Linked DNA regions of Homo sapiens: regions 2, 3, 4, 5, 6 and 7 are each linked to region 1. The links are chromatin loops, found by intact Hi-C in ENCODE. Cell type or tissue: IMR-90. All regions are shown on one strand. Region 1 has its middle 170 kb from the start of MIR744. Region 2 has its middle 150 kb from the start of LINC00670. Region 3 overlaps MYOCD (myocardin). Region 4 has its middle 99 kb from the start of MIR744. Region 5 has its middle 130 kb from the start of LINC00670. Region 6 overlaps ELAC2 (elaC ribonuclease Z 2). Region 7 has its middle 3.9 kb from the start of LINC00670.

Region 1 (4,000 bases):
CCAGGCTGGTCTTGAACTCTTGACCTCAGGTGATCCACCCACCTCGGCCTCCCCAAGTGTTGGGATTACAGGCGTGAGACACTGCACCCAGCCCCCTTTCACTTTCTTTAGCCAAGAATCTGGTGGAATTCCTGCAAGACAAATGCTCTTTGCGTGTCATGTTTCCTAGTCTGACATGGTCCTGCCGGGTTTCAGCAGGTCTCATCCATCGTGAGATGATGCTAAAGGAGATCGAAGCAGGGTCTTTTGGTTTCTAATTCCTTTTGTTTCTAAAACAGCCTCGCTTAAGTTCTCCCACTGGTGGACTCCCAGGAAAAGAGGTTGGTTTTTCGGGCTTTTGATTGAGCTTCTGATCATAGATTCTGCTGCACACATGGGAATTGTGATGGGGACGTACCCAACTGCTGACTGGTGTCTTTGCCCCACACAAAGATTTCATCCCTATTGTTTGGGGCATTCTCTATTTTTAAAAACTGTCATCCCTCAGATGGCACATCTATTGCTATTTCTTCAAAATCCATTTGAAGAAGTCGTTTTTAAATGTGTTGGTGTGTGTTCAGAGTTCAGTATCCTCCAGAAATCAATTTTGAGGAATTCCACCTCCAAGTTCTACCTCCAAATAGTTGGAACAGGTTGGAGCTCCAGCTATTGCCTGGCAGTGCACATAACTGGGCAGCTGACAGCTGAAGGCTGTCATCAAACCTTCCGCTTTTATCCCACCCTTCCTTCCTCTCTCCCTTGCCTTCTCTTCTTGCCCCTCCACATACCTTACAATACCCACAAAAGTAAAACTCTGCAAATGTTCGGGGTCCTGGTATAAAGTGAGAATGAGCTCCTGTCATGTGCCATCCAAACAACCAAACTCAGTCTCCTCTATCTTCCCTGCTTTCAGCTGATTGTTCTTGCTGGCACACAGCTGTGAGATACAGTTTCTCCACTGGAAAGCCTTCCCCATTGCATATGGTGGACAATCCATTGTGCTCACATGCATTCAAGGATCTTCGCATTCCCACTCCAGCTTGTCTTTCAAGGCTTACCTCTCCCATGTTAGGACAAACCAGACTATTCACCTTCTTCACAATGCTTTCGACCTCTGTGCCTTGCTGGTATTATTTGTCTGTCTAGAATGCCCTTCTTTACCATATTTCGTTGTCAAAAGCTAACCAGTTTCTCTAAGCCATGCACAAATTTTTGTCTTCTCAGAGAATCCTTCCTTGAATTTCACAGCCTGAGTAAATCTCATATTTCTCTATGTTCTCATAGCATTTTCTAAGTACCTTTTTTATAGGCCTTCTTACATTCTTACACACAGAGGCTGGCATGCTTGGAAATGTTTGCTGAGCTGTGAATCAGTTATTTGTGTGCGTGACTAATTAATTACTGATGTTCAGGTTTGTAATTTTAGTTCAGAGACTATGCTCTTGCTTATCTTTGGGGCCTTTTCTGAAAACCAGTAGTAGGTGCTCAATAATTGCATAGAGTTAAATGATACTGGTTAGCGCACATATTTCTTCCCTTCTGGAATTGATTTAAATTTTCTTAAAATGTTTATAATTTTCAGTCATTTAAAAAAAGAGACAAATTTTTGCTATTCAAAAGTAGACAATCCCTGGTTTACATATTTGTTGAATAATTGGCCCATGAATCTGAGGCACGAATTTTTATTTCAATGTGAGCATGGCATTTACTGCCACTGGGTGGCAGTGTACCCCAATTACAAGACTGTCTAAGTGACTACTAGACCCTGATAAGTGCTAAAATTACAAACCAGAAGTTACAAAGTGACAGTCTGTAACAACTCACATCTAGATTCTATTTTAGTGACAGAGATTCTAGTACAATACCATAATACTTAAATACTTCCTAAAATTAATATCTTCGGGTATGTCACTATTCTCCTGTTGAATATGTCTTAATTATCTTGTACTTATGGATATAGAATAGAGATGTAAATCTTATGGAGAATTGCCAGAAAATTAACCACTGGCAACGTTTTATGAAGGATGTTTTAAATGTTTAAGATAAGGTGTTCGCATATGGCTACACAGGTTTAACCCCTCACTGTGATTTCCAAAATCTGTGCAGAAGGAAGAGTTCTATGTACATTTTCTACTCCTCCAGAAAGTAGTGCAAATATGATTCTGAAAGTAACAAGGAACATTCTGGAAAAATCAAAGCCCACAAACCCAGGAAGCACCAGCTGTGGGAGTGTTGTCAGCAGGGGCAGTTTGATAGTCTGTGGGAGGAAGCAAAGGTGATTTTGGAAGCTGGGTCTGGATACGAGTCACATTTTCTAAACTCGCATTTGTCCTTGCACATGCTAGGTCATGTCACTCAGGTTGTAACCAGAAAAGATGAAGCCGTGTTTTGCATTTGAGGGGAGTGGTGGAGAGAAGCAGCAGCAGCAAGATCAGGGACCTGCAGAATCAAGAAGCTTCTCTTGGATGAGGAACTAGGTTGCTGGGGACTCGTCCTTGGGCAGAGTGCATATTCTTGGTGTCTCCTTTTATGTAAGATTTTTGCTACTGCAGAGGTAAAAGGAGCTGCTTAATGGTGCCTTTATCTGCCAACCTAATTTCAGAGCTAAAGTTGGGAAGCTTGAGTGTCGTGGGAACACTGGGAGTGGCAGTCATTAAGCACTGCAGGGTTACCGAGAGGCTTGTCTTCTTTGTTCAAATGACTTAAGACAAACTAGGGAAAGAACATGACTATATATTTGATGCTTAGAGGAATCTGATTGCACAAAACTTTATTGATAATCAAAATTTATTTATAATTATATATTATAATTTAAATATATTATAACACATTTTGTAATTCTATTATAATGATTTACATCTTGTAATTTATTTATAATTAAGAGGGCACCTTCATGTGGGGAAAGTTGGCGTCTTGTAAGGAGAACATTTACTAAGGCCATATCGTATCAGCTGCAAGACCTGCTTTGAGTTCAGCATCATTTAGCACCATTAGTCCAGAATCCTTCTGGCTAATAGCTCTTGCACTGACAAATGAAATAACAAACAACACAAAGTGCTACTCTTACAGAACCAGCGGTGTGATTACCAGACTCTTATGGGTCCTATTACATAGTGAGTTCACTTAATCCTCCCAACACCTGTATGTGACAATTGTGATAATCTCTGTTGTAAAGATAAATAGCACGAGGCTCAGGGAAGTTAAATAACCTGGTTAAGCTCAGACAGCCAGCCAGCTGTGAAACTGGGACTCAAATCATTGTTTCTGATCCAGCCTTGGTTTTCCCAAGGTGATCAAACTTTGGAGGACAGATGGGCCACGGGAGGAGGCGAGCAAATGTTTGTTGGCACGCCAGCCACACTGCACAAGTCCCAGAGATGCCATTCGGATAGGATATCACTGCGCATGCTCTATTCTGAGACTAGTACCCCTGAATGGGGGCAGCACCGTGAGTCTGTTTGTTTGACTACCTTCTGATGTTGTCAGGGATAATTCAAGAAGCTACCATTTTTGCATACTATAAATTATATTGTCAGAGCCACAGTAAATAATTATGTCCACCTCTCTGGAGTGTTGAGGTGTTTCCTTGATCAGTATCTTGATTTTATCTACCTGCCTGGCTCCTAGAAACTAAACCATTTGAGATTTTCTTAGTCAGAGTCTATGGTGACATTCCTTGCATATGCAGGCACCAAATAAGAATAAACTTAATGGTTAATGTGGAATAACTGTTTATTACGTGCCAAGTGCTTTCCATACACTGTCTCATTCAACCATCACAATGAGTTTTTCCTTAACTCTTTGTTTTATGGGTGAGGAAATGGAGTCTTAGAGAGACGAACAGGCTGCTAAATGACAGAGTCAGGGCTTGAACTCATGACTCCACAGCCCATCTCTAATCAGTACTCTCTGCTACGTTGGTTAATGATGCAATTTTACTTCAGGGGATGGAGATAATATTGTCAGAAAGGACTTACTAGCTCAAGGGAAACAAGTCCATCTGTCTTAGAAAGTCCAGCTT
Region 2 (4,000 bases), 150 kb after region 1:
CACCTGGATAAAGCTGAGTGCTATCTACAACATATATAACTGCACTAAAATAAATGATGCAACTATAAACCAAGACATTGTGATGTTAAAGTAGAATTCAAGGCAAGAAATATATGGGGCAAATATTTCTTGTTTTTAGTGAAGCTTATAAAGAAAATATAAATCATAAATATTTGCACCTTCCAAACACCATTGAAATAGATAAATCAAAAACTTGCAAATTGCAGGAATAATTGCTAGAACACAGGAACTTTTGTGACATTAAGTATTTCTCTTAGTCATTATTAAACAGGATAAACAAAAGGAGAAAGGATTTAGAATTTAAATGATACAATTAGTAAGGTGGATTTAGGCCCGGCACAGTGGGTTACACCTGTAATCCCAGCACTTTGGGAGGCTGAGGCGGGTGGCCCAAGGTCAGGATATCGAGACCATCCTGGCTAACACGGTGAAACCCCGTCTCTACTAAAAATACAAAAAAAAAAAAAAAAAAAAAAAATTAGCTGGGCGTGGTGGCGGGCACCTGTAGTCCCAGCTACTAGGGAGGCTGAGGCAGGAGAATGGCGTGAACCCAGGAGGTGGAGGTTGCAGTGAGCCGAGATCGCTCCACTGCACTCCAGCCTGGGTGACAGAGCAACACTCCATCTCAAAAAAAACAAAAAAAAAATCAAAATAAGGTGGATTTAATAGGCATGCCATCTATTAAACAGAAATTGTATGGCACATGAATTCTGATTATTAAGGAATGCTACTAGAAATAAGTAACCAAAACATAATAATAAAGTAATCCGTCATCTGAAAATTTTAATGCAGTGTCTTAAGTATGTCTTGGAAGAAAAGAAAACATCAGCCCTTCAATTAAATTATATTTAGAAATCAATGAGAATATGAACACTATAAATTAAAGCTTATGAGAAATAGCTAAGAAAGCACTGTTCAAAGTTAACTCATAATCTTAGGTATTTTAATGACTAAAGTGAAATCAAAATAAACTGTACTAATTCAAGAAATTAGAAAAAAAGGAAAGAAAACAAAAAATAAATCACGAAATAAGGAAAATGAAATAGGAAAATAAAATAATATATTGAATAATATAAAAATGAAAATTAGTGAATTAGGATTTACAAATAATACAGTAATAAAATAGTAAAATATTTAGCTTGTCTAATGAAAAAATAGAGATCACTCAAAAACATACATTTAGGCATTAGAAAGTAATATAATCACAGATATGAAGTAGATGAAATACTAAAAAATGATAAGGCGCACGCAAAGCTATTAAATTTGAAAACTTTAGACAAATATAAATTAGAAAAGTTTACTGAAGTAGAAAACTTGAAATAAATATTTAGTCAAGGGAAAAATGGAAAAAAGTCAAGCTATTACCAACAATAGAGGATCCAATTCTAGACACTCTTATAGAAGCATTCTTTCAAACTTTCAAGGAACAGATAATTTCTATGATGTAAAAACTGTTCCATATTCTATCATTTTTTAAAGTTTATGTTGGAAAAACACTCAAACTCTCTGAACTCAGTTTCTTAGTTAATATAATTATGGTAATAATAATAAATATGCTTGACTATAAAAATGTAAGGAATCAGAGATACACTTAAAATATTAGAATTGATAAGAAACTACAGTAATACGGTCAATTATAAAATAAATATTAAAAAACTCAACTCCATTATAATAAAACAATTATAATTTGAAAAGGTAACAGAGAAAACATCCTATTCACACAAGTAACCAAAAAACCGTAATAAAAATAATACAATATATACCAATTTACTGAAGGATATAAAAGAATACTTGAATACATAGAGACATAGATTTAGAATTAGGGGAAGCTTGTCATAATTTCAGTTGTGGAAAATATGAAGTACATTGGCAGTATGATTGTTTACATAATTTTTATAATTTTTCTGTAAAATTAACTTTTGCATGTTCAGTCATTTCTGTTAAAGTCTTGACCAAAATATTTTCTATGATTTTCAACAAATAGGAGCATCTACTCTCCTATGATTCTCTAGCTTATATTTAGTTTTCTACTGAACACTAGCGAACAAATACATTTCCTGTGTTTAATTTGTATTATTGGTGGGGTTGCTTCTATATTCCAGAGAAATTACTTATCTTGCCCAGATGGTGACTCACATAAATACATGAGGATTCAGGGACTAATGATTAGATCACCAAGGAGGTATGAGGGACCTCCCAAGAGGCCAGAGCAAACAAGCATCTCAACCACCAGACTGGCACTCAGGGAAGGGGAGGGAGGACATTTGATCAGACCTAACACATCTCTGAGAAAGCCTAGGATGAATCTCCATTCCCAGGGATCTGTTGGAAATACTCTTCTACCTTGGAATTTGGTTTGGAAAAAGGGGCTCCAGAGCGAGTTACTACTGAGAGGATCTTGGAATTTTTCCATGTAACAACTTCCCACAGGCCAGAACATACCATTCGAGTCAATGGACAAAGTGTGGGCAGGTTCTTCAGAGCAGGCTAAAAAGAATTTCACGCACAAATTCTCCATTTGTCTGTCTTTTTACATCCTTCTCTTGATTCATCTCCCTCCTATGTTTCAAAGGTAGATTTTTTCCTTGTCTAAGTTCATGGGATACCTAGCATACGAACAATCTTTTCTTTCAACAATTCTTTCTTCATTGCAAAAAGACATTTATTGAGCACCTTCTATGTTCAGGGAATGGGCTTGGGAGCTAAAGTTATACAAACATTTAAGATATAGTTTCTGCTGTTGAGTGGTTTACAATCTTAACTAGGTAATCTTGATTTTAAAACAGTATAACCCCAAACTCCCCCCACACTCCCACCAGCTGCAAACACACACTATAGCAGAACTACTGCTGGGGAATGTGGCTTCTTGCTCCTGAATTTAAGATGCTCTCGTTGGATGCCCAGAGAAGGTTCTGGACAAAGAAACTGGAATAATAGGCTGTAAAGGCCTAAAATGTAGGCAGATAATCGTATCAGAGGGGTTGGGGATCCTGTACTGCACCACCTGGTCATGAGAAATGAGAGAGAGGTCACAGGCTGAGGTCTTTAAATCTCAGCAAACCTCCTTGCCAACAACCGATGACCGCAGATGTTGGAGCTCTGACTAGTTTCCACCCCTTTCTCCTACAGTCTTTTACAGTTGGCACCCAACTGTCTTAAACTCAGGAGCAGGAAGCCACATACCCCGGCAGGGTTCTGGTTAGGCTGGTGCAAAAGTAATTGCGGTTTTTGCTATTGGTTTTAAACACAATCACTTTTGCATCAACCTAAAATTTGCAGCAGATGAAGTATGAGGTGGGAAAGGGGTTTGGGTGTATTTGCTCAGCTACTTATAAGGCAGCACTGTATTTCCCATTTCTCCTAGGATGTAGGTGCCCTTGCCTGCCTTCCCACCTTGGCATCTCCAATTGCCCACTCCCCATCTCGCTTTCATTAACCCCCAATTTCCTCATCCCCAAGACACCTTTAAGCACTGTGGTCCTCAACATTCACTTAGTCCTTGGCTTATACTGCTTTACCCTGGCAATGTTTGAAACTCATAGTTACCAATACAGAGGCTGAAAATTGGATTTTGGCTCTGCCACTCCACAGTTTCCTCACCTGTAACCTGGGGAGGTAGCTAGAAAACCTCACCCAGGGTAAGAGCAGGGTCATCATAGGGGAAGACGAATTTGCGATTGGTCTTGAAGTTAGGGTAGAAGTTCTATAGTTAGAAGTGGCCCAAAGGAAACTATTCTAGAAAGGGAGAATAATGTGAGCACATCCTTGGAGAAGAGAAATCATGTGGTTTGTTCAGAAAGCATAAAGAAAGCCAGTGTTGGAGGGTGTAGACCATGAGTGAGAGGACTGTGGGAAGGCAAGTTTTGAGTGTTCAGCTGAGGACACTCATTGAGGCATTATGCAATACATATATTCAGCCATATCCCTATCCTCCAGTGCACTTTCAACTTGCTTCATTTTTTTTTTTTTTTTGAGATGG
Region 3 (4,000 bases), 490 kb after region 1:
GGGACTACAGGCTCCCGCCACCATGCCCGGCTAATTTTTTGTGTTTTTCATAGAGATGGGGTTTCACTGTGTTAGCCAGGATGGTCTTCATCTCCTGACCTCATGATCCACCTGCCTTGGCCTTCCAAAGTGCTGGGATTACAGGCGTGAGCCACTGCGCCCGGCCCTTTAGTGGCGATTTCGGAGATTGTAGTGCACCCGTCACCTGAGCAGTGTACACTGTACACAATACGGAATCTTTTATCCCTCACCCCACTCCCAATCTTCCCCCAATCCCCAAATTCCATTACATAATTCTTACGCCTCTGCATCCTCATAGCTTAGTTCCCACTTATAAGTGAGAACACATGATACTTGGTTTTCCATTCCTGAGTTACTTCACTTAGAATAATGGCCTGCAGCTCCATCCAAGTGGCTGCAAAAGACATTATTTCATTCCTTTTTATGGCTGAGTAGCATTCCATGTTGTATATGTACCACATTTTCTTTATCCACTTGTTGGTTGATGGGCACTTCGGTTGGGTCCATATCTTTGCACTTGCGACTCGTGCTTCTATAAACACCAGCATCGCATCTCACAGTACACAGGCTGCTCTCTCTTCAGTTAATTGCCTGGTAATCATGTGGCCTTCTTTATAATGTTTTATCCCAAATAACTTCCCTTTGTGTTCCTTTTTTTTTTCTTTTGAGATGGAGTTTCACTCTTGTTGCCCAGGCTGGAGTGCAGTGGCGTGATCTCAGCTCGTCGCAACCTCCGCCTCCCAGGTTCAAGTGATTCTCCTGCCTCAGCCTCCCCAGTAGCTGGGAGTATAGGTGCACACCACCATGCCTGGCAAATTTTGTATTTTTAGTAAAGACGGGGTTTCTCCATGTTGGTCAGGCTGATCTTGAACTCCTGACCTCAGGTAATCCACCTGCCTCAGCCTCCCAGAGTGCTGGGATTACAGGCGTAAGCCACCGTGCCTGGCCTATACCCAAATAACTTCCAACTGATTTGGGAACACGTTTTCTCAGCTCGAGTGCCACCACTTAATGAATGTTAAAATGACTCTTACGGGACTTAAAAAAGATTGTAAATTGAAGTAAAAATCAATGATATAGTAACAGTTTTATGGTCTAATGGATGATAGACACTTCAGTTTGCCAATAAGGCTCCCCCACCAAACCACAAGAGCTTAAACCCAGCTGACAATTCACTCAGCTCAACAGGTCGGAAATTATGTGACTATCAATGCATTTTGTTCATTGCAGGGGAAGGAGGAGGAGATGAGTCCCGTTATTTCTAAAGCTGAGTATAAAAAGAAATGTTATTCATATTTCTATCACAGTATTTAAATTTTGCATAATTTAAGTTAGCAGTGGAGCATGGTGGCTCACGCCTGTAATCCCAGCACTTTGGGAGGCCGAGGCGGGCAGATCACCTGAGGTCAGGAGTTCGAGACCAGCCTGGCCAATATGGTGAAACCCCGTCTCTACCAAAAAATACAAAAATTAGCCGGACGTGGTGGCGTGTGCCTGTAATCCCAGCTACTCAGGAGGCTGAGGCAGGATAATCGCTTGAACCCAGGAGGGGGTGGTGGCAGTGAGCCGAGATCGCAGTCACTGCACTCTAGCCTGGTCGACAGAGCGAGACTCTGTATATATATATAAAAAAAAAAAAAATTAGCAAAGCCTTCAACCTCACTGTAGTAGAAAGTATGATAGAAGCCCAGGAGATGAACAGATCGCTTTCTGTGAAAAAGGCGATTCTTACAGACACCCAGCTGGTCCCGGCAGGCTGGTTGTTTGTAGAAGAGCCATCATTTCTTCTGCTTGGTCAACAAACACAAAAACCTTAGTGTCCCCTGGGCTCAAAAAGAGAATAGTAATAGTAGCCTTTACCCCAGACTATCCAGAGTAAATGGTCCGATTTCAGTATCTTCTGGAATGTGCTAAGGCAACATAGAGAAAAAAAGCTCCTGGACCTCCGACTTAGCTGCGGGACCCTGCCAGGGCTGCAGCTCCCATCCTCCCCAGACAAGGCAAGCCTCAGAATGAGGCGACAACAGCAGCTGGTCTGGAGCAGGCCAGGGCAGAGCTGGTTTCGGGAGCCCTGCAGAAACTCTCCAAGGACAGAAGACTGATTAACTAACTAGAATGCTAATCGATTAGTAAGCAGAGAGAAACGGAGCCACCAAACACACCCAACTACTTGTGTTCATTATTCATTAGTCGCCAGGAAGAAGTCTCTTTGGAAAACAAAAGAGCCTTTGGGGGTGCATTGCGCTGAGTCCAAGTGAGTTGTAAGCTCCTTTGGATAAGGTCACATTCAGATGTGTAGTTTGTGGTTGAAGTGGGGAACCTGCCAAGTCAGAATATGCTTGCCAGCTGTTCAGGAGCCCCCTCTTCTGGACACCGGTGGAAACACACTTTCCTTCCAATGTTCCCCCAAATCCTAGCTCACTCGTGGTCATGACATCCGTGTTCTTCATTTCAACCTTCTGTAATAAAGTCAGGGTTTGAAAATTATTTTTTTTTTTTGAGGCGGAGTCTCGCTCTATCACCCAGGCTGGAGTGTAGTGGCGCAATCTCGGCTTACTGCAACCTCCACCTCCTGGGTTCAAGCTATTCTACTGCCTCACCCTCCCGAGAAGCTGAGACTACAGGCATCTACCACCAAGCCCAGCTAATTTTTTGTATTTTTACCAGAGACAGGGTTTCACCATGTTGGCCAGGCTGGTCTCGAACTCCTGACCTCAAGTGATGCGCCCACCTCCGCCTCCCAAAGTGCTGGGATTACAGGCATGAGCCACCGCGCCCGGCCTGAAAATTACTTTTTTTTAACCTGATAACAGGATGGACCCATTCCTTCCTAATATACAAAGGTCTTTTATTTCAGGAGCAGGTTATAGACATAATTACCTGTTCATTGACTACCTGTTATTATTTCAATATTATCTTTTATAGTCTTTATATTGATTAGTGAGAGAAAAAGTAAAGAATATTTTCTCCAACTTGCAGGTGAGGAAACTGAGATGTATTAAAGTTAAGTAATTGTACCACTTTCAAAAATTTGTCTTATCTTCCAAGACTATACCCTTAACTTCCTGATTCAGTGTGTCCAAATCATGCAATACATGCTTTGGGTTCCAACTCTGGGAAGTGTTCCAGTTAGGTGGATAACCCTTCCCATAATAAGTAAAGTGTCCTTATTTCAAAAGGTGTTACTTCCTGATCTTTCATCGGTATTTGGCAGGCAGGCGAGAGGGTGTTCAGCAGGCAGATAGGCAAGGTTTATCTTACTTTCAGCTCAAAGCAACAAATAACCACATTCTAGATTTTCAAAGAAAATCTTAGTTTTATCTTAGTTTATGTCATTAATAAGTCGACTTATTAAGTGTTTAACTAAAAGTGACTGCACATATGCATATGAAAGTTCTTTTTTTTTTTTTTTTTTTTTTTGAGATGGAGTTTCGCTCTTGTTGCCCAGGCTGGAGTGCAATGGCGTGATCTCGGCTCACTGCAACCTCTGCCTCCTGGGTTCAAGCAATTCTCCTGCCTCAGTTTCCCGAGTAGCTGGGATTACAGGCGCCTGACACCACACCTGGCTACTTTTTGTATTTTTTGTAGAGAAGGGGTTTCACCGTGTTGGTCAGGCTAGTCTCGAACTCATGACTTCAGGTGATCCACCCGCCTCGGCCTCCCAAAGTGTTGGCATTGGCATTACAGGTGTGAGCCATCGCTCCCAGCCATGAAAGAACTTTCTACAAGTAGTCTCAAGATCAGAATGCAACCTTTGTTAGGTCATCAGTTGGTTTTAGGTTAGGAGAATGCACTCATTGAAACACAGGATTACATTTTGCTGTACTCCAGAAAGGAAAAACTCTGGAGCTGCTTCTAAGATTCAACATTCCCTGTCTAAGGAGTGTCCTTCCAGTGTGATACATTTGCAATGGATTTGTTCATTAGCAACGTTAGTGTCCTAGGAGCTCTTTGTACATCATGCCTTTGCTATATTATA
Region 4 (4,000 bases), 76 kb before region 1:
CTCCCTATGTCGCTCAGGCTAGTCTCAAACTCCTGGGCTCAAGCCATCCTCCCACTTCAGCCTCCCAAAGTGCTGGGATTACAGGAGTGAGCCACCACACCCGGCCTCGCCTGTGTATTTAATATCACTGAACTGTACACTTAAATATATGTGAATTTCATGATATGCGTATTTTACCACAATAAAAAATTATGAGAAAAAAGCTGTTAGAGAACAACAACAACAACAAAAATAGTAGAGGAAGAACCTTGGCAGTTCTAATTATTCTAGATAGGGCGATGACAGGAACAACCTCAGGCCGCCACAGAGTAACAGGTGACAATACCTTCTACCCTCTCCGGCTGGTTATAACTTATTGGACCATGGAGAATTAATTGAGCCATAGGCGAGGCTATGACAGGGCTGATGGAAAACGATGAGTGGACAAATTATTTATTCTTTGTCAATAATTTGAACTGGGAAATATTGAGATAAGCAGGTGACGGTGGGAACTGAGGCTGAAAGAAAACAGAATTACGGAGCCCCTGAGGAGGGGAAGCATGATGTATAAGTCACACATAAGTCAAATTCCAAGGGAACAGAAGCCATTTGTGAGCAGAAGCTACACGGTAGAGAATGTTCATAGAAAGGAAAGCCCATTCGTGTAGGAAGAGAAACGGACAGACTTCAGGCCTGGAGGCATAGAGTGAAATTCCTTCAACTGCCCAGGCAACCTTTGCTGAAGGCCTTAGATCTGAGCATCCCTGAAGGTTCCGTCTGAGCCCCGGGGCTACCTGGCTCGGGTTCCTGTTTCCTTCTCCTTGGGACCCCTTCATGGACCAATCCATGACCTGCTCCCCAGCCAGTAAGGAAAGTTCTCTCTTCCTTACATACTAAGCCCAACTACTATACAAACAGATTGTTCTTTCCAAAATGTTAAAACTATCTAGAGGGCTCCGGGGCTGGCAGAGATGCAGTAAGCCCACCTCAACTATCTCTCCCATTAACAACAACTAAAAACTCCAGGCAGAATACAAGAGGCCACACTCCCTGAGGGTGCTGAAAAGTTAACTATAGTGGGTGGATTGGGGAAAGAAGTCAAAAGTTGAAGAAATGGCTATGCTTTGTCAAATCTCATAGAAATGTACAGCGGAAAGGGTAAATTTTACTGAAGTTAAAAATTGTTTTTAAAATTGCAGGTGAAAGAGGAAAAAGAATGGGATACGGGTCCAGAAAACCTGGATTCCACAGGCTCAGCTAATTGTTAGTTGCTTATCTTGGTCACTTAACTAAATCTTTTTTTTAAAATTTTATTATTATTATACTTTAAGTTTTAGGGTACATGTGCACAACATGCAGGTTTGTTACATATGTATACATGTGCCATGTTGGTGTGCTGCACCCATTAACTCGTCATTTAGCATTAGGTATATCTCCTAATGCTATCCCTCCCCCTCCCCCACCCCACAACAGTCCCTGGTGTGTGATGTTCCCCTTCCTGTGTCCGTGTGTTCTCATTGTTCAATTCCCACCTATGAGTGAGAACATGTGGTGTTTGTTTTTTTGTCCTTGTGATAGTTTGCTGAGAATGATGGTTTCCAGCTTCATCCATGTCCCTACAAAGGACATGAACTCATCATTTTTTATGGCTGCATAGTATTCCATGGTGTATATGTGCCACATTTTCTTAATCCAGTCTATCATTGTTGGCATTTGGGTTGGTTCCAAGTCTTTGTGAATAGTGCCGCAGTAAACATACGACTTTACTAAATCTTAAAACCAAAAGCCTCCCCTAAACTACCTGAAGGCAAACAAGCAAAGCAAGGCAAGTCAATTTCTATTCAGTTTCTAACTGTGCTATTGAAGACGTTGATCTAAGGAAACTGCCTGAGTAGAAGATACTTCTTCCAGTCCTGATGGATTTTAGAAGCCTGCCTTCTTTCCTATAGCACTGGGGGCCTGGACAGCATGGATAGCAGTGGCTTTTCAAGGGGACCTCGATTGGCTTCTGAAATCCTTTCTGACGTCAGGAAGTGAGAAGACAGCCAGCCAAGTCTCTCCACAGGCAGGTAGCCATTCATAACCTCTCCAAGTCAAGGGCCAATACCCCAAAAGCTTCTCCAGCCTTGGATGTTCATCCATTCTTACCCCTGAACAGTGACTTATACTGGAGAGCATAGTTGTTAAGAGTTTACATTCTGGATTTAGACTGCCTAGGTTTCAATCCCGGATCGTCATTTCCTGTTGCTATGTGGAATCCTATGTCTCAATTTCTTACAGATGAGGATATACACACAGTAACTGTCTTATAGTGTTCTGGTGAGAATTTAATGAGAAAATGCACCCGAAATGCTTACTACAGTGTCTGACACGTGATGAACGATCAATAAATGAACTCAATTATTAATAACCACTGCATAAAACACAAGGCATTCATTTCAGTTACATTCATCTCATTGGCCACTTGGGGGAGCCATACAGCTGTAAAACGAGCAGGTTTCAGGAAAGGTTTATTTTAGAAAAGATTTTTGTTGCTGACTATTAAGAGAGGGAGAGTTAAGGGTTATCTAATTCCACTCGCTTACTTTTACATACAAAGAAACAAAGGTTCAGAGAGGAGAAATGATTTGTTCATAGTCATACAAATAACTGGTCGTGTGAAGGCTAGAGACCATCTTTCCCAATTCATTGACAAATTACTGAATAAAAATCAAGTGTAGTTAAATGCCTACTAGCTTCCAAGCACAGCTAGACTTGGTTTGCTGTGTGTCTGTGTAGAATTTAAAATAATCCTGCCGTTCTCAAATTCTCTGCTGATGAACTTGTGTTGTGCTTTTTTATTTTGTTGAGGCCTGTGCTTAACAAGTAGCAGGGTAACAGACACGGGTAATACATATCATGACATTTGTTGCCTTGTTGTATATAGAGTTCTTATGAAACACAGGCAAACAGGCATTGTTTTTAAGAAACTTACTTACACGTTGAAATAAGGACACACACACACACGCACACGTACATACTCGGTTGATGATCACATTCGATTTCAAAGCTTTCAGTGGCACCTGTAAGAGAAAAATTCTCAAATTTATATTGGCAATCTGGATCTCTCCCCTGAACTTCTAGCTTATTTATCTAACTTCTTATGCAACATTTCCACTTGGAAGCCTATGAGACATCTCATGTTCTCGATATTTAAAGCCAAGTTCCTATCTTCTCTGGTACTTGCTCCTGCAACAGATTTTCCCATTTCAGGTAATGGCAACTCTGTTATCCGTTTACTCAGCCAAAACCTTTGTGTTTCCCTAAACCTCTGCTTTCTCTCCTACTCCACATTACATTCAGCATCAAACATTTGGCTCTCGATTCAGAATGAATCCAGGATCCACCCACTTCTTGCTGCCTCCACCGCTCCCACCACCATCTTACGATGGTTACTGCAACAGCCTCTTAACTGGTCTCTCCTGATCTAACCTTGTCTTCCCTGCACAGTGGCAGAGTGACGCTGTTAAAAATCTTAATAGGGCCGGGCACGGTGGCTCATGCCTGTAGTAATTCCAGCACTTTGGGAGGCTGAGGTGGGCGGATCACAAAGTCAGGAGTTCGAGACCAGCCTGGCCAACATAGTGAAACCCTGTCTCTACTAAAAATACAAAAAAAAAAAAAAAAAAAAATTAGTCAGGTGTGGTGGCAGGCGCCTGTAATCCCAGCTACTTGGGAAGCTGAGGCAAGGAGAATCGCTTGAACCTGGAAGGTGGAGGTTGCAGTGAGCCGAGATCTCCCCACTGTACTCCAGCCTGGGCAAAAGAGTGAGACCCTGTCACACACACAAAAAGAATTCTAATAAGCCATCAAGAGACTCTGTCTCAAAAAGAAAAAAAAAATCTTAATAGTATCAGGCAGCCTCCTGCTCAAAAGCCTGCAATGGCATCTGCTATGGTCTGAATGTTTGTGTGTCCTCCAAATTCAGATATTAAAATCCTAATCTCCAACATAATAATATGACTAGGTAGAGGCTTTAATA
Region 5 (4,000 bases), 160 kb after region 1:
GAGCAGGGTACACTTTACCCAAAGTGTAATCTTTTATCCCTCACCCGCCTCCCACTCTTGCCCTCAAGTACCCAAAGTCCACTGTATCATTCTTATGCCTTTGCATCCCCATAGCTTAGCTCCTACTTGTGAGTGAGAACATACGATGTTTGGTTTTCCATTCCAGAGTACTTCACTTAGAATAATTGTCTCCAATTCCCTCCAAGTTGCTGCAAGTGCCATGATTTTTTTCTAGGACAGCATTCTTATTTAAGACCTATAGGTGATCCCTTTCCTTTGGGGAGAAGCCCAGTCACTTCTAGATGTTGACCTCGCCACTGCTGCCACTCGCCGCTTTGCCTTTCCCTGTGTGATTCTGGGCCGTGGTGCTGCCTACCTACAGGAAGTACATCTTAAACCCGGTCAGGAGGTTTGAGGCTGGTCAGGAGGCAGAGGGACAGGGGGGCATATGGGCAGGAGCCTGCCTTTCTTGTGGTTTCCGTCGGGAAATGGGCTAGGTAGGGTGAGCAGGTTTAGGATTTCGTGGTTTGAATAATTTCAGTGGACTCTGGGGCGTAGGGGCCATCCCCAGATGTCTGGGACCTGGCCCTGGGATGGTTAGGAGAGGGGAATGTTGGCCCTGAGTTTGAGGTTTCTGGAGAGGAGGTGGTTGGAATTGAAAAGCATGCTGCGAAAAGTTAACCATTTCGCCCTCTCTCACTAGGCTTGTGTTTAGAAGGAAGCGCCACCCACAGGTGCCCTCTTGGTGGGCAATGAACTTCAACAGAAAGACATTTCTTTCTCAGGAAATATTTTTCCATTTCTTTGGAGAAGAGCTTTGGAAATGCTCCCCCTGGAACATTCCTGGGTATCTTTTCTATCTCCTCCAAGTTCCACAATCAAAACTTCCACTCTAGCATCACATAACACATTTTTTAAGAGTTAAGGAAAAGTAAGAAGAATTCTTCAATGATTTTAGTATACCTAGGTTTTTAATGATCTTCATTTAAACGATGTCACTACAAATATTTAAAGTTATATATGCAAGACAGGCATTAAGTATGATGTTTCTCCTTACAAATGTAAAGAAAAATCAGGCTAGACTCTCTAACACTTGGTTTTCTATGCCTGTGTAAAATCTCTCTGTTTGGACAAAGCCATGATCTATATCAGCGGTCCTCAAACCTGGCAGTACATCAAATATAACCTGAGGGACTTATTTAAAATTCAGATGTCAGGCTCTATTCCAGACCTACTAAATCAGCCTCCAGGCCATTGGTGTTCTTATCAAACTGCACTTTTGATGCTCTTGCACAAGTAAGTTCAACGATCTCCTGGTGGTGGCTGGTCAGAAATACTAATGCCACCTTGAAAGACGTACACAGCCCCTGATGGGCAAGTCTCGTGAACTCAAACTTAAAAATTTCAGTCTCCCCAGTAGTTCTATTGGGAGTAAATTCCAGCAAAGTCTTATTTGTATTTATTTGTCAAGAGGGCTTCTCTATCTCTGCTCCTGAATAGTGAAACCCCACCTCCAGGTCTACTAGTCAGCGCTCTGTTGAGTCCATTGTTATGGAATGTCCCTGTTTAACAGGGTTGCTAGGAAAGCCTGACTCACAACCTTCAACCCCATGGTTTCTATGTTCCGATGCTAAGTCCTTTATTAACCAGTTTATCCACTTGTTCTTTACTAGGCTTGACTCCTTGGGTCTCTGCTGCCAACTCTCTTGTTTTGTGTCTTGGTAGTCTTGGGGATTTTAAACATTTCACTCTTTTCTCTTACTCCTTAATCAGAGAATGGAAGTTCTCCATGGCTGTCATCAGTAACCTCTGGGTATGAAAAATTACATCAAAAGTTCCTGGCCATTCAAATGTTTTCCTGGTCTGCTATTTTGATTTTGTCTTCTACCAGTGGTAAAAAGCTTTCTGTCCTAATTCACAGTTTCAGCTTTGATGCTGAGAGTTATTTGGGAAATGCTAAGAGAGGTAGGTGGTGATGGCTAAGGTAGAAGACATGTGGCGGGGAGGTTCTAGGATGTTAGTCAGAATTTATAGCTCTCCCCTTCATCACTCTAAAATCTAGACAACTGAAATCATTCTGACTCTTCTCTCTGCTTCCAATCTCCCTCAGGCTTCACCTCCTTTTACTTTCTTAGTCACACAGCTACTAGAGTTACTCTTATAATTGAGATCACCCCAGCCTAATTCTTCCCTACCTCACCCCATTCTTCATGGTTTCCTGTGATCCACAGATTGAAGTCCAGAATGGCTTGGTGCTTTGGGGGCATTTCCAGTTTTGACTTCCATTTCTCTCAGCTATAATCCTAAATTTTTCAACTTTCTCATGATCCTCCAAATATGTTGTCTTAGCCTATTCTAGCTGCTATAACAAAAGTATCATAGACTGGGTAACTTAAACAGCAAACATTTCTTTCCCACGGTTCTGAAGGCTGAGGAGTCCAGGATTGAGGCTGCAGGTGATTTGGTGTCTGGTGAGGACCTGCTTCCTTGTTCACAGATGACCCACTGTCTTCTCACTGTGTCCTCACATGGTGGAAGGGGACAATGAGCTCCCTAAGTCCTCCTTTTTTTTTTTTTGGAGATAGAGTCTCACTCTGCTGCCCAGGCTGGAGTGCAATGGCATGATCTCGGCTCACTGAAACCTCCACCTCCCAGATCCAAGCAATTCTCTTGCCTCAGCTTCCCAAGTAGCTGGGATTACAGGTACCCACCAACACACCTGGCTAATTTTTCTGTATTTTTAATAGAGACGGGGTTTTGCCATGTTGGCTAAGCTGGTCTCAAACTCCTGACCTCAGGTGATCCACCCACCTCAACCTCCCAAAGGGCTGGGATTACAGGCATGAGCCACCGCATTCAGCCCTCAGTCCTCTTTTACAAGGACGTTAGCTCCATTCATGAGGGTTTGACCCACATGATGGAACCACTTCCCAAAGCCCCACCTCCAAATACCATTGCACTGGGAGTTAGGAACTAAATGAATTTAGAGAAGACACAAACATTTAGTGCATAACATATTTCATGCCCTTTCTTGTAAACATGATTTTCCCCTTGATGTTTTTCTGGCTGAAATTGGGAAAGAAAATAGAACTCATTTGTTGAGTCGCTACCACACTCCAGGCACTGCAACACATATCTTTACATATACATCATTCGTTTCTCACAGTAACCCTCTAAAATAGTTACTTGCAGCCCTATTTTATAAATAGGGAAACAGATGATTTAAAATATCTCATCCAGAATTGCATAATTATAAGGCTCAAGCTGGAATGAACCTGCATCTGTCAATGCCAAGGGCCACCTATTCACCCTATGCCTTCCTAATATCAATTCTTCCCAAGCTGGGCTTCCATGTCACTTTTTCCATGAATTCTCTTTCAATTTCTTCCCAGTTCATTGCTCTCATTCCCTAATTCGTAAGTAAGTATGTGTTGAGAATGTACTTTATGCCAGACACTGTGCTGGTTCCTAGGGGTAGAGGCATGAATGAGACAGAGTGGATTTCTGCCCTCCAGGAGCTTACATTCTCCTGGGGGAAATAAAGAATAAACAAGCAAACAAAGGACTAAAAAGATAAAGAATGTGTAAGTACTGTAAAAGTGATAAATAAGGCAATAGCAGACAAGAGTATCTGGGAGGGATCTATTTAACATATAAAGGATTAGAAAAGGTCTCTAAGACCTGGTATTTGAACTGTGACTTGGAAAATATGACAGAGCCAACTAAATAAGGTGCTGGAGAATGAGCACACCATGCAGCGAGAGAAGCAAGTGCAAAGGACCTGGGGCAGGAAATAGCTTTGCACATTTGATCAGCAGTTTTTCTGGGCCATTTGTGAGTGGTAGAAGATTAGCTTGAAAATTAGTAGGCACTTGGTCATGTAGAGCCATGAGGACACTTTGAGTTTTATTCTAAAAGCAATGTTAAACTTTTGAAGGATTTAAAAAATGGCTTTATGGAGGTATAATTGACATGCAATAAACAACATATTTGAAATACA
Region 6 (4,000 bases), 750 kb after region 1:
GCCCTGTGCAATATTTTTCACAAGCACAAGGTAAATCTGAATGTCGGCTAGGGCTGTGTATCGCTGCTGTGTGTTAAGAGCCTGCGCAGATGCCAACAAAGGGACACCAGGTTCTTCAACCCCGTGATGTTGCCTGTGGGCCCGAGTCTTGCTAGTATAGTCTCTTAAAGGGCCCCAACTACCCAACCTCAACAGCACACAGCATCCAGTCATAATCCAGCACATGCTCTATTCTAATACAAATACTGTGGAGTGGGCAGGAAACTTAAAATCAAGGTTCAGATCCTTAAAAATTAAAACAGGCCGGGCACGGCTCACGCCTGTAATCCCAACACTTTGGGAGGCTGAGGTGGGTGGATCACCTGAGGTCAGGAGTTCGAGACCAGCCTGCCAACATGGTGAAACCCGTCTCTGCTAAAATTACAAAAAATTAGCCGGGCGTGGTAGCAGGCGCCTGTAATTCCAGCTATTCGGGAGGCTGGGGCAGGAGAAATGCTTGAACCCGGGAGGCGGAGGTTGCAGTGAGCTGAGATCACGCCATTGCACTCCAGCCTGGGCAACAAGAGTGAAACTCCGTCTCAAAAAAATAAATAAATAAATAAAATAAATAAATTAATTAATTAAAATAAAGATGTGGGGCAGTAAGGCTGTTCACTTTCCTGGTTGGATTGTACTGGAAGAGGCTTTCAAGATGGCATCTTACATTTATCAAGTACCTTAACAAGTCTCACACTCTGGGCCAGTAATCCCACATTTAGGAATGACTTGAAGGGAACAGAGTTCCCATCAAAGATTTATATATAAGACATTTATTGTTTCATTCATTAAAAACAACAAAAAATTGGAAACATCCCAAATGAGTAAACATCCCTATTTGGAATACCAATAAAAATCTTGTTACTTAAGACTGTTTAGTGATACAGGAAAAGACTGACAATATAAACCCACATACACAAATCAAGAAACACAAAATGTTATCAATCATTATCTCTGGGCAACAGGATTATGGGTGACTTTGTTCATCACACATTTCCTATTTTCTATACTGTGAAACACACGAGCTCTATCACTGCTATTCCCATGCAAGGCAATTTTGGAAAAGGAGAACTACTGGCCCCAATCCGCCCACCTCAACCCAGCCTGGAGTAGGCTGCTTTTCTAAATAAATTCACGCTGGCACACAGCCAAGCCCATTCATTAGCTTATTGTCCGTGTTTCTTTTGTGCTCAAAGCGGAGTTGAATAGTTACAACAGAGACCATATGGTCTGGAGAGCCTCCTGGAACATTTACTATGTGGCTATTTACAGAAATGTTTCCCAACTCGACTGAGACGATTCCATTAGTTCAAGATGGCACAGACCTCTGCCACTCCCTCCTGGGACGGAGCTGGTACTTGAGGAGGCATTCACCCTGAACCATGGGCACACTGAGGGTGGGGCCCTCCTTCTGAAAGAGACAAAACACATTCATGGAGAGAAAGAGAGGGGACGAGAGCTGGGCCGACAAGGGGCCGGTCTGAGACACTACCTTACAGCGGAAACTGGTGAGCAGGGGGAAGATGTCCGGGTGGATGAGGTTGAGCTGGGTTTGAATCTTGTGGCTGCGAAGGTTGTGAACTGAGGCACAGTTCTCATTCAGGACCAAGTGCTGGGTGTCAGGCCCAAACCTGTGAAGAAACAGACCCGGCATTTGCAGCGTCTGTTAGGAGGCAGCTCCCCCTGAGGAGTGGTGCTGAGCTCAGGAGTGGTAATGAGGATGAGGTGTTCAAACAGTTCAGTGACTTGCCCCAAGCAGTGTTACTACATGGCCAAACATGGTCCCACTCCTGCTGTCTCAAAGCCCGGTGTTCCCTAGCTCAGCTGCCTTTCAGGTGTGCTGGGAAGAGTGAGAGGAAAAACAAGAAAAAGAAGATGTCCAGGGCATACAAATAGGGGACCCAAACCCTGAGGAATGAAAGAGACAGCAGGAGAGCAGGCCATGGAGTGAGGGGCAGGTAAACGGGCCATGTGGGGAGATACGGGCAGGGGCCAAAAAGCAGCCCAAGGTCACCCCGCACCCGAGCTCAACTCATACTCCTCCACCTGGCCCTGGCCAGCGATGCCCCGAGGAAAAAGATGCCTTCCAGTGACTAAACATCTACCTCCCAGGGCTGCTGGCGACGACCCTAGAGGAAATGAAGTGAAATGAAGGGTATTTCACACACTGCCTCCCACAAAGTGGGCATTCAGTAAATGGAAGCTATCATTTTATAGCTGCAATCTCTTCTTTGGAATTCACTTATGGAATCCTCAACCAAACGGCAGTATTTGTTCAGACACCCTGAAGAGTGTGGAGGGTGTAAAATAAATGGAATCGTGTGGACACTGCGCCACCTAGCGGTGCATTTTCTTCACGAGTGTAGCACAGATCTGGGAAGCCTAGAATTCTGGGAAGGCAGGAATCCCACAGAAAGTTTAGGCAGGTGCAGAAGGGTAGGTAGCGCTGGAAAGAGCACGAGGGGAGGAAAGGGGAATCCACCACTGCCCAGAAGAGTTACCCCAAGTGCCGCTGGGCTGGGCTCCATACCTCTCCATCCACTGCTGGTACCTGCTGTCCACAAGCACAGATGCTGGGGCCATGTGAACCACCAAGGCCACGGGGGCATCTGCCTTTCCTTGGTACCTGGGCAGAAGAGTGGGGCTTTACAAAGTGATGCAGACTCAGGACACACCAAGACAGGGACCACGCAGCCAGGGAGGGGTATCGTGCGGCCCTCTGCAGCACTGCAGTGAGCTGACAGCCTCCACGCCCAGGCCATGCTCTCACAGCAGGCTGCTCACGGCAGACCCCGGTGCTGGGCCATTTCCAATGGACGTGGGATTCCTGTATCTGGCAAGCTCTGCTCTGGGCTTTCCAGTAGGCCTGGCTGATCCTTTCTCAGCACTGCACTTCCTTCCTACCCTCTCCACTCATACGGGTCCAACCTGCAAAGCCAGACCCAGGCTCTCCCTGCCTCCTCCTGCTCCCTCTCTCCTTCCTCTCTCACAGTCAAATTTCCTCGAATAAACCTCCTGCACCTCCAATGCCACCCTGGTGTCTGCCTTCCAGAGGACCTGAGACACAGGCACGAGAAATGAAAATCATCTGAAATTTCACCACCTGGACAACAGACCACTTACTAACATGCTGATGTGTTTCCCTCCAGTTCCCTTTAAAAAGAAATATACACAGTAGCTATTTTTATCTATCCCAGCATCATCACACATCCACACATGGCTCTCAAATGACACCTGATTCATTGAAGAGGTTTTGCTGCCCAAAACTGGATTAAAATACAAAGCCGGGGCTACCAGCGCATCCAAATTCACCCACAGAGAATAAAGCAGACCATGAAACAACTCCTAACGCTCTGACTCGGAAGGGGTACAGCAGCCCAAAAGGATTTGTTGTGGTAAGTAGAAAAAAACAAGTGAAAAAATACAGATAGATACAAACTAGGAACAGGAAAAATACAGGTAAACCATTAAGAGTGGGGGAAAAGATTCAAACTCAGATAGGTGGGTCAAAGATGATTCCATCTGGAATGAAAGCTGAACCGCAAAACTGGTTAACTTCGATAGAGGACAACAACAGAGTGGCAGTTAGCCCAAAAGACATTCCCCAGCTGTGAGTCCATCCCATAACACGGACTCTTGACCACGACAGTCTCACACACTCTGACCCACCTCATTTGTTTCAATGCAGGTAATGGAAGAAAATTAATTCAGTTCAAAATAATCCAAATGATAATCTGGGGCATTAGTTAGAATTCAAAAAAGTTCTAGAATTTCTTCTGGTATAAGAGCTGTAAGAGTTCTAGTTGAATTTCTAGTCCTCAGTTGTTTCTAGTTTTCAATCTTTTCTAATTTCACTTTGAGGCTGTGTACACCGGAGCCCACCAACTACCAACAGTGACTTAAGGCAGGAGTGCCGGCCTCTGAACTGTAAACCCAGATAGTGGTCTTCCCAGAAACACAGCTC
Region 7 (4,000 bases), 290 kb after region 1:
GGTGGCTCACACCTGTAATCCCAACACTTTGGGAGGCTGAGGAGGGTGGATCACCTGAGTTCGGGAGTTCGAGACCAGCCTGACCAAAATGGAGAAACCCTGTCTCTACTAAAAATACAAAATTAGCTGGGCGTGGTGGCACATGCCTGTAATCTCAGCTACTCAGGAGGCTGAGGCAGGAGAATTGCTTGAACTCAGGAGGCGGAGGTTGCGGTGAGCCGAGATTGTGCAATTGCACTCTAGCCTGGGCAACAAGAGCAAAACTCTGTCACAAAAAAAAAAAAAAATTATATGTTATTCTTCTGTAAGGGAAGACTTGTCTTTATTTTTATTTTTATAATAAAATGCTACATTATTTATTTTGTTGCTCAGCTTGTTCCAGCTTCAGCCATTGGGAGCTCTTTCAGGTTGGCTTGTAAGTCCCTTTGACATGCATGCCCCCCATCAGTTTGATTTTTGAGCATTTTCTTACTTTCTCACCCTACAGGATACTCCAGGCTCATTTTTGTATGCTTGTTGCACCAGTCCTGGAACCAGCCATTTCCCCAAGGAGCCCTGATTTCTTGATTGGAGAATAGTAACTGAGATCAGGGTACTTGGCAGGCTTATTGTTACACAGGTGTTACTGCTTCTAGGCTTCTAGACCTAAGAACTGCCTGAGTATACACATGTACCATAAGGAGTTCTATATGTATGTATTACATATATATAAACCTAAACCTGACTTCATGCTGATGTCTCTCATCTAGGACAAACTGTTTCATCCTAGCTTCCTACCTTTGCTTTTCTATAACTTTCCTCTTGAACAGCAAGAAAACTGGCTACTGTCCTCCACCATCCATTTACTTATTTACTTGTCAAACCTGCTATGCATGGAACACAGTTCTGGAATTGTTAGCCAGTAATCCCAGGAGAAACAACATTACCAACTAGAATACATTGTATAGGTACAGCTGCTTTTGTGTTTAGCCTTCAAGTTTTCAGTCAAAATGCTGTTTTCCAAAGTTACTTAGTTCAATCCTTCCCTCCCTCACCCATATCCTGCAGTGAGGTTGTGTCGTACATTGTAACACAGTTAGATTCTTCTGTCACATTCTACATTCTTTTCTGGGGTCCCCTAACATCCTGTGGCTTTATTATTTATTTTTTTACTTTGCATACATTGAAATTCACATTTTGTGCTATAAAGTTTTATGGATCTCGACAAGTGCACAGTCATTAATCCTCTCCTACTTTGCCACACATAATGGTTCTATCACCCTAAAAATTCCCTTCTGCAGCCTCTTTGTAATCAACTACTCCTCCTTCCCCAAGCCCTGACAATTACTGATATAGGGTTTTCCATTCCTTGACAATTACTGATACAGGATTTTCCATTCTATAGCTTTGCCTTTTCCAGAACATCATATGAATGAAATAATACAATATGTAGCTTTTTAAATCTGGCTTGTTTCCCTTTTGCACACACCAGAGAAGTAGACATATTTTTGAATACATCATATTTTTATGGATGAGTAGCCCTGCAGGAGGATTAAATAAATTAATAGACTTTGTTTAAAAAAAAAGTGTTAAATGCAAATAAAGTCCAGTCACTGGCTGCAGTGCTCTGGCTGGCAGCTACGCAGAGCAGAGTAAAACACCTGGGACTATTGGGTAAATATGTGAATTGTGGAAAAGAATCACTACCACTTAAGTAGCTCTGTTATCTTCGCTAATTTTCTCCCACTCACTAAACAATTGTGGAAGAGTTTGTTAGGGGAGAATGAGCTTTCTTTGGGCATCAGTGCGGTCCGTTTTGCAATAGCATTCAATTGGTTTCTCACTTGCTTCTTTCTCGCTTCTGGGAAAATGTGGCCATAGAGCTTATTTTCCTTTTGCATCTGTCTCAGTTATTTTTCATGGATGTTGCCCGCCATCCTACTCCATGAGTGTCTCCAGCTAACACCCGCCCCCGTGCACCAGTCATGCCCTCTTGCCTCTCAGCTCCATACCCATCCTTCTGCAGCCTACGCCCTCATCTGCTGACTTCTTACGTTCTGCCAATAGGTGGTGCTAGAGAGAGAATGGACTCCTACTTTTCGAATTTAGTGTTGCTCAGAGAGAGGCAGCTGCCTGGAACTGGGCTTTTCTGGAGCTTCCAGAACCTTCTATGTCCTGTAGAGCCGCCATCAGCAGTGGCTATGCCCCTTCCTCAGAGATCTGAGCACCATTGCCTCAACAACTTGCATCTTTTTTCTTTTGTTGCGTCAGCTCAGGGGTAGTAGCAAATTTCATATCTAATTCCTGGGACAGAAGAAATGACAGGGCCAATAATTTATAAATGATGTAGGGATGCATGCATGTATGTACAAATTAATATATGCCTATTTATTTTCTTAAAGTTTGCCCTGTTTTCAGAGAAGGAAATTGAGGTAGTTTATAAGGATAGTCATTTATCATATACTGCTTAATAGCATATAATTTTATTTGTGGAAATGACTGTTTGGTTATTAAAGGAAACTGAATAACCAAACTTCCTCAGTATTCCTTTTGTGCTTCCAGTCTACCAACACCTGAGGAATCATTCTTGTATTAAATCCTGCGTGTTCGAAATTCCCGATATCGTTTCTCTTTCTCTCACTGTATCCTGACTGACAAAACCAGTTAAAAGTCCAGTCTTCCCACCCCATTCTTGTGGCATCTTACTCCTTTAGAAGATTTCTCATTCAGGCCAGGTGCGGGGGCTCACACCTGTAATCCCAGCACTTTGGAAGGCCGAGGCAAGCAGATCATCTGAGCTCAGGAGTTCAAGACCAACCTGGCCAACATGGTGAAACCCCATCTCTACTAAAAATACACCAATTAGCTGGGCGTGGTGGCGTGTGCCTGTAATCCCAGCTACTCAGGAGGCTGAGGCAGGAGAATCACTTGAACTCGAGAGGTGGAGGTTGCAGTGAGCCGAGACTGTGCCATTGCACTCCAGCCTGGGCAACAAGAGCTAGACTCTGTTTCAAAATAAAAATAAAAATAAAAATAAAAAAAGTGAAGAAGATATCTCATTCAGCGCTTCACATGATTCTCTTTTTTGAAGAAAACCTCCTGTAGATGTCAGGACATTTTATAAAGACTTTAATATCTATACTTTACAATAGGGGGAGCATGTTTACTGCTCTCAGGAGCATCCCACAAATGGAAGGCAGTGCTTTTATTATTCTGAGATGAAGTTTCAATTTCCTTTAATGACCAAACTCTGTCATTTCCACAAATAAAATTATATACTATTAACCAGTACATGATAAATGAGTATCCTTGTTAACTACCTCAATTTCCTTCTGTGAAAACAGGACAAACTATAAGCAAATAAATAGACATATATTAATTTCTGCATACCTGCATGCATTCCTACATCGTTTACAAATGATTGGCTTCGCCATTTCTTCTGTCCCAGGAATATGTAATTTGGTTTTTTTACACACGTAAAACCAGCAAATAAACAAAAGAAAATTGAAAACAATAGTAACGAGGAGAGTATTTACATTTTCAGCTACTCCATTCCCCAGTGTGCTTGGGGTCTAGAGCTCTAGGTTATCACCATTTTACACATGAGGCTTAAACAACAGATTCAAAGAAATTAGTGACTTGGCTCATTTATCCAGCTAGTAAGTAGCAGCTCAGCCGGCCTCACTATCCATGATTGTACGCACCATTTTCCTAAAGCCTAACCGTCCTCCTACTTCCCAGGTCCCTGACGGTAGGCAGTATCCTTGAAAGAATGCGGCTGTCCCTGTCAACCTGGATGGAGAGTTCAGCCCCTGGCTTGGGAAGTTAGGCCTCTGACCATGAGTTTTACTCTCCCTCCTTTAACTTTTCCCTCCCGTGAAGAAGAAAGTTATTTTCAAACCTCCATCTGTTTTGTGTTTAACGTGCAGAAAGGTTGCACATTTTCAGTCAGGGACCTTGTTCATAAGCAGTAGATCGTACAACAGTTTATTACACAAGTGGAGATTTTTATGGCTGGCCT

Evidence for each region. A loop is a pair of places that touch in the nucleus more often than their neighbours do. Peaks named below come from ENCODE experiments on the same cell type or tissue, not always from the same donor. Only the 100,000 strongest peaks of a DNase experiment are listed, where the experiment ranks them.
Region 2: it touches region 1 in a loop (5-fold over the local background); 5 of 110 quality-filtered maps call a loop at or near these places.
Region 3: a loop joins it to region 1, with 6 times the contacts of the local background. A loop is called at or near these places in 37 of 110 quality-filtered maps.
Region 4: a loop joins it to region 1, with 8 times the contacts of the local background. A loop is called at or near these places in 13 of 110 quality-filtered maps.
Region 5: it touches region 1 in a loop (2.9-fold over the local background); 4 of 110 quality-filtered maps call a loop at or near these places.
Region 6: it touches region 1 in a loop (12-fold over the local background); 57 of 110 quality-filtered maps call a loop at or near these places.
Region 7: a loop joins it to region 1, with 5 times the contacts of the local background. A loop is called at or near these places in 31 of 110 quality-filtered maps.

Annotation. Positions count from the first base shown.
Region 1 is chr17:12,254,879-12,258,878 of GRCh38, forward strand. No RefSeq gene overlaps it. Among named protein-coding and RNA genes, the nearest start is that of MIR744, 170 kb to the left of the region's middle. In IMR-90, a CTCF peak has its summit at 1,697 (motif pointing right); a DNase peak (open chromatin) is centred at 1,713; H3K27ac peaks cover 196 bases.
Region 2 is chr17:12,400,957-12,404,956 of GRCh38, forward strand. No RefSeq gene overlaps it. Among named protein-coding and RNA genes, the nearest start is that of LINC00670, 150 kb to the right of the region's middle. In IMR-90, no CTCF peak of the experiment used is centred here; a DNase peak (open chromatin) is centred at 2,195; H3K27ac peaks cover 270 bases.
Region 3 is chr17:12,740,069-12,744,068 of GRCh38, forward strand. All of the region lies in intron 7 of MYOCD (myocardin), which reads left to right. Among named protein-coding and RNA genes, the nearest start is that of MYOCD-AS1, 36 kb to the left of the region's middle. In IMR-90, a CTCF peak has its summit at 2,382 (motif pointing left); a DNase peak (open chromatin) is centred at 2,323; H3K27ac peaks cover 465 bases.
Region 4 is chr17:12,178,419-12,182,418 of GRCh38, forward strand. No RefSeq gene overlaps it. Among named protein-coding and RNA genes, the nearest start is that of MIR744, 99 kb to the left of the region's middle. In IMR-90, a CTCF peak has its summit at 2,453 (motif pointing right); a DNase peak (open chromatin) is centred at 2,463.
Region 5 is chr17:12,413,666-12,417,665 of GRCh38, forward strand. No RefSeq gene overlaps it. Among named protein-coding and RNA genes, the nearest start is that of LINC00670, 130 kb to the right of the region's middle. In IMR-90, no CTCF peak of the experiment used is centred here; a DNase peak (open chromatin) is centred at 1,566.
Region 6 is chr17:13,000,913-13,004,912 of GRCh38, forward strand. It overlaps ELAC2 (elaC ribonuclease Z 2), which reads right to left. Exons shown (of 24, transcript NM_018127.7): 12 at 2,567-2,662; 13 at 1,529-1,667; 14 at 1,362-1,447. Among named protein-coding and RNA genes, the nearest start is that of ELAC2, 15 kb to the right of the region's middle. In IMR-90, a CTCF peak has its summit at 2,374 (motif pointing left); a DNase peak (open chromatin) is centred at 2,349.
Region 7 is chr17:12,544,054-12,548,053 of GRCh38, forward strand. No RefSeq gene overlaps it. Among named protein-coding and RNA genes, the nearest start is that of LINC00670, 3.9 kb to the right of the region's middle. RefSeq lists a silencer at 1,879-2,173. In IMR-90, a CTCF peak has its summit at 2,043 (motif pointing right); a DNase peak (open chromatin) is centred at 2,048.